Linked DNA regions of Homo sapiens: region 1 is linked to region 2. The links are chromatin loops, found by intact Hi-C in ENCODE. Cell type or tissue: heart right ventricle. All regions are shown on one strand. Each heading gives the region's core, and the rest is flanking DNA. Links, peaks and the distances in the headings are about the cores only.

Region 1 (2,802 bases), core at 162-2,661, 260 kb after region 2:
AAGGATTCCCTTGCCTTTTTTTTTTTTTTTTTTTTTTTTTTTTTTTTGGTGAGACAAGGTCTTGCTCTGTCACTCAGGCTGGGGTCCAGTGTCTGGATTATGGCTCAATACAGCCTCAACTTCCTGGCCTCCAGCAGCATTCCTACCCTAGTCTCCTGAGTAGCTGGGACTACAGGGACATGCCACCATGCCTGGCTAATTTTAAAATTTTTTTAGAGATGGGTTTCCCTATGTTGCCCAGGCCTCTCTTGAACTCCTGGCCTCAAGTGATCCTCCCACCTCAGCCTCCCAAAGTGCTGTGATTACAGGCGTGAGCCACCGTGCCCGGCCTCCCTTGCGTTTTTATACCCTACCCACAAAGTATGGGATCTCAAAAAACAAATGAATTGATCAATGACCATTTTCCCCCTCAAAAACTGCAGAACATATTCTTGGAAGATATATTCTCTAGATCCTACTTGATAATATAAAAACAGTATGTTCAACATAGGGGCCACATGGGCTATAATTCAAAACAAACACTTTTATTTTGTATCTTTTGCCATGCCTTTCAATTTGTGCAGTGGGAGTAGATCTGTCATGTACCTAATTGAAAACTCAGGCAGGTTCCATGAGTTTTTAGGGGTTCTGTGGTCTCCTTAGGAATAGAGTCCTGTTGTCATTGAGTCACAAAGAGTGAAATGTTTTCCTCTTTTTCAGCTGGGAACAGTTGTCTCATTGCTTGCCCTAAAGAGGGGACCATAGTCATCTTTAACCTGCCTAGTCTTTCTCCTCCCGGCTTAACTAATCATAACCAAATCTGGGGAAGGCAGGGAGAAAAAGGAGCAGGAAAGTTGTTAACTTTGTATGATGGTTTGACATTCCCTGGGCATGGTAGATGCTTAAAGCTGACTTATTTTTTCATGGATACCTCAGAGACTACCACCATCCCCCTTCTCTGGTGGTTTCTCCCCCATAATTCTATTGGTCTAAGCGTAAAGCTATTTTGGCAGTTATTTACTTCTTTCCACGCACCTCCAACTACTTGTCTGTTGAAACCTGGGCATCTCTGTAAAGGCCCTGTCAGATAGGATCTGAGATGACTCTCACACTCGTCCATTTGCAAGTGACCCTTTATTGTGGGACAAGGTTGTGCACTCCGTACCCTAGGGGGTGCCATTCACATCATTCTCACTGTAGTTCTGTATGTTATTTATTTTAATGTTTTTCCAGCAGGTGGCAGTAAAGTGTTTTGTCCAAACTAAATTACAACGACTGCTTCCCAATAGATGGAAGCAAAGCGTCTGGACGAAGGAGAGCTTTTTTCTCATGGTGCTGCTGTGTTAGCCTAGTGACAGCTCTGTATGGCCCACACCTGGTCCACAGGAAGCTCTCAGGCACCTCTTGCCCGAACAAACTTGGGAGTACAGGCTAATCCCAGTGCAGATTCAACATTCCTCTACTCTGCTGCCAAAACAGCCGCCAGCCTGTGGGAGTCAGACACAGGCCCACGGTGCCCCTCAGACTGCAGGAGGTACAAGTCAAGTGCTCTGAGCAGATCCATTGAAGGCCCACTCCCTCGACTTGAAGTAAAAGGCAGGCAGGCACCTGTGGTAAGAATCACAGCTCACCAGCAACAGTCTCCAAAGACATTGTCCTCAATAATTCTGGTTTGGCCTTTTATAACTAAATAACTGAGTATTTAATCTACCTGCTTTGTCTAAATCCTCTGAAATTTCTAGAGGGGGTCTATCTCAGAAATTACTTTAGTTTTTTGGTGGATGGAGGGAAGAAGATGGTTTCTTTTATAATAATCTTGTTGCTTCAGTTAAAACAGTGGTTCTCAACTGCGACAATTTTGGGGGACCATGTGTGCAGACATTTTTGGTTTTTTTTTAAACTTTTTTTTTCCTTCTGAATTCAGGATCTGCTGAATACAGACATTTTTGATTGTCACCACTGGAGAGGTGCTATTGGCTGGTGGGAGAAGGTCAAGGATGCTGGTAAACATCCTTTACGGCACAGGACAGCCCCTACAGCAAAGAACAGCAATTCTGTTTGTTACAGAGATGAGAGAATACCTCACTAAAAGAATACTTCAAAATTACATCACTTTTTCTTCTTTTTTTCCTACAAATTCTTTACCTGTAGATGGAAACGTCACATTTCAATATATCAATAGAGTCAAAAATAGCATTTGCAATAGCTATTTGGCCAGGATGAGAAGTGACTGGTATAGACCAATCCTTTGTGTTTCCAAGACTCCTTCTGGAGATGAGGCCATGCCAGGAAAATTACTACTTGAGATAAAATTGTTATTTATTTGCAAGATGACTTTTAAGCCTGGAAAACAAGCATTCTATCCCAGCTTATCTGAACAGAGGCATTATGCCTCTCAGAAGTAAGGTCATGAGTCACATCACTGTGGAAGGAATATATCTTTGCTACAACCTGGACTGCATTCTAGATGCCAGGGAGGACCTCAGCATATCTGCCTCCCCAAGGTCACCAGTGTCACTGGAATGAGACTTGAAGTCAGGAAGTAGCTGTCTCTGCAGTTACTTTACAGATGGCTAATAATGCCCTCATTATTCACAGAGAATGCAAATGGGTTCTTCCATCCTTTACATGAGTTTGACTGAATTCATCTCTTCCAGATGTAGCAGGATGTTGAGCCCTTCCCTTGCACCATCAGTAAGGAAACTTTTAATCAGGTGTTTTCCTTACCGTTACTGATCTCCCTGAGCAAGGCTGTTTGAGTACTGGGATATAGATTAACTTGAGTTCAGTCAAGGCTGCCTTGTCTTTCTTAATACGATGTTA
Region 2 (2,802 bases), core at 220-2,719:
CTTCCTTGGCTCATGGCCCCCTTTCTCGATCTTCAAAGTCAACAATGGTTCCTTTCATACTTCAGATTTCTTTTGCTTTTCTTCCATGCGTCTCTGTCTGTCTCTCTCTCTCTCTTCTTTTCCCCCTCCCCCTCCTTTCCTCCTTCTATCCCTCCCTTCTTCCATCCCTCTCTCCTCCTGCCATCCTTCTCTCCCCACCCCCAACCCCCCTCTACAACCAGGAGAGAGATTATATGTTTATATTGTCCCCACTCAGATAATCCCAAATATTCTCTCCATTCAAGGTCCCTAACCTTAATCACATCTACAAAGTACTTTTTGCCATGTAAGGTAACATATTCATAGGTTCTGGAGATTAGGACACCAACATCTTTGAGAGCTAAAGAAGACCACACATTCGTAAAAGGTCATAAAATCAACACTGATTTAAGTAAAAGAAGTGCTGAGGGATGAATTTTTTTTTTTTTTTTTTGAAACAGAGTCTCCCTCTGTTCTCCAGGTTAGAGTGCAGTGGTACGATCTCGGCACTGCAAGCTCCGCCTCCCGGGTTCACGCCATTCTCCTGCCTCAGCCTCCCAAGTAGCTGGGACTACAGGCGCACACCATCACACCTGGCTAATTTTTTGTATTTTTAGTAAAGACGGGGTTTCACCATGTTAGCCAAGATGGTCTCGATCTCCTGACCTCATGATCCGCCTGCCTGGCCCTCCCAAAGTGCCGAAGGACGATTTTAACTTTGATGACTCAGCTTACTTAGCCCTATATATAAGGTTAGAAATGCCAGATGGGGCTGGGCATGGTGGCTCACCCCTGTAATCCCAGCACTTTGGGAGGCCGAGGTGGGCAGATCACCTGAGGTCAGGAGTTCGAGACCAGCCTGGTCAACATGGTGAAACCCTGTCTCTACCAAAAAAAAAAAAATTAGCCAGTCGTGGTGTTGTGCGCCTCTAATCCCAGCTACTCGGGCAGCTGAGGCATGAGAATCACTTGAACCCTGGAGGCAGAGGTTGCAGTGAGCCAAGGTCGCACTGCTGCACTCCAGCCTGGACAACAAAGCGAGACTCTATCAAAAAAAAAAAAGAAAAGAAATACCAGATGGTAAGGCAGGGCAATGAAGGTAAGAGAAGAGTGAGTAAAGAATAAAGAAAATACCACAATTTCTGTGCCCTAAAACTACTGCTGTGATTTGATGGTTTCAAAGTTTGGATTCACAAACACACACAACCATATGTTGCTTCTCTTCATCAAGTTACATATTTTAAAATAGCTCGAATTTCTATTGGAGAGTACAAAATGTGGGAAGGTGAAAGGGGGGTGAGGGTTGAAAAATTACCTGTTTGGTACAATGTTTACTATGCCGGTGATGGGTGCACTAAATGCCTGGATTTCACCACTATGCAATATGTGCATATTTAAAAATCTGCACTTGTCCCCCCTAAATAAATAAATAAATTATAATAAAAAGCTCAAATTCCCTCTTTTCCTTCCAAATGCAGTGTTCCATTCATCTGCCACCAGATGGCAGAGAAGAGCAGAGAATAAATTCCTAAATATCAAAAGAAAGACTGACACCTGGAGAAGTCCAGCCCTCTTGAAGGAAGGCAAACCTAAATCTTTTAAAATAGAAAAGCATCTTATTTTTAAAGGCTTCCAGAGACATCAAGTTCACAATTTTCCCCTAACTTACTGTTGGGAAACCTGTTAAAAATATACTTCACTAAAGCACAGCCTAATGGAGCTCAGAATTGTTAGGCAAATTCATAAATCCAGAAAGAGCTAAGAATCACTTTAGCTCAAAAAGGTACAAAAAATGGTTTTAAAAAGAAAACTTGCTGCCCTAGTTCCAAGAGGAAACTTAATGGCTGTCCCTCAAGCACCTCAAATTCAACCTGTCCCAAACATAACTCAGTATCTTCCTTCCACACTTTCTCTTTTTCCTGTTCCCAAATCAATTATGAATAGTATCCCCACTTGGTTGCTAAATCCAGAAAACCTAACATCCTCCTTGTTGTGTCCCTAATTCTCAACTTGTAAAGAATGAGTATTTTATCATCTCTTTTCCTTCATCTATTGGTTTTGAAATAATATACTGTTTTTATTCTTTTAGTAGTTATATTAGGAATTACCACATGCATATTTATCAAAACTGAAATTACTAAACATCTTTATCCTGATCCTAGATGACGCGAGGATCATTTAAAATCCATTTATCCCCCTCTTGGATTATATTGTTGTTGTGCTGTGCATTTTAATTTTTTACACCTACCAGGACATTATTGTCACTGTTTTATACAATAGGTCTTTGTTTAGGTTTGCCCATATGTTTTCCACTTTCTCTGCTCTTCTTTCCTTCTTGGATCTCAGGTCTTGCCTCTGGGATCACTTTCCTTCTGTCTGAAGTATGCATCCTTTAGAATTTCCTGTAATGAGCTAGAGATGAATTCTCTCAGCTTTTGTTTTTCTGAAAAATGTCTCTTTTGCCCTCATTCTTGAAAGATACTTTTTGTTTAGTATAAGTTCTAGATTGGCAGCTATTTTGTCAGCCCTTTTAAGGTACCAGTCCATGTCACCTGGCTTCTATTTTTGCTGTTAAGCAGCCAAGTGATAGTACAACTGTTGCTCTTTTGAAAGTAATCTACTTTTACCCTCTGGTGTTTCTAATATTTTTCTCTTTGCCTGTTATTTGCTGCAGTTTCTAGAATGTATCTTGGATAGATTTCTTCTTATTTATCCTATTTGGGGTTATTGGGCTTCTTTAATTCATTCTGAAATATTTGCAACCATTTCATCTTCAAATACTGC

Evidence for each region. Hi-C counts contacts between places; a loop is a spot of excess contacts. Peaks named below come from ENCODE experiments on the same cell type or tissue, not always from the same donor. Only the 100,000 strongest peaks of a DNase experiment are listed, where the experiment ranks them.
Region 1: it touches region 2 in a loop (2.7-fold over the local background); 20 of 110 quality-filtered maps call a loop at or near these places.

The regions. Positions count from the first base shown.
Region 1 is chr5:138,034,981-138,037,782 of GRCh38, forward strand. It overlaps FAM13B-AS1 (FAM13B antisense RNA 1), which reads left to right. Exons shown (of 2, transcript NR_037900.2): 2 at 1,213-2,802. It also overlaps a transcript of FAM13B not described here. Among named protein-coding and RNA genes, the nearest start is that of FAM13B, 3.3 kb to the left of the region's middle. RefSeq lists an enhancer at 1,279-1,488. In heart right ventricle, for the core only: CTCF peaks have their summits at 1,179 (motif pointing right) and 1,381; a DNase peak (open chromatin) is centred at 1,191; H3K27ac peaks cover 437 bases.
Region 2 is chr5:137,777,651-137,780,452 of GRCh38, forward strand. No RefSeq gene overlaps it. Among named protein-coding and RNA genes, the nearest start is that of HNRNPA0, 25 kb to the left of the region's middle. In heart right ventricle, for the core only: a CTCF peak has its summit at 1,516 (motif pointing right); no DNase peak of the experiment used is centred there.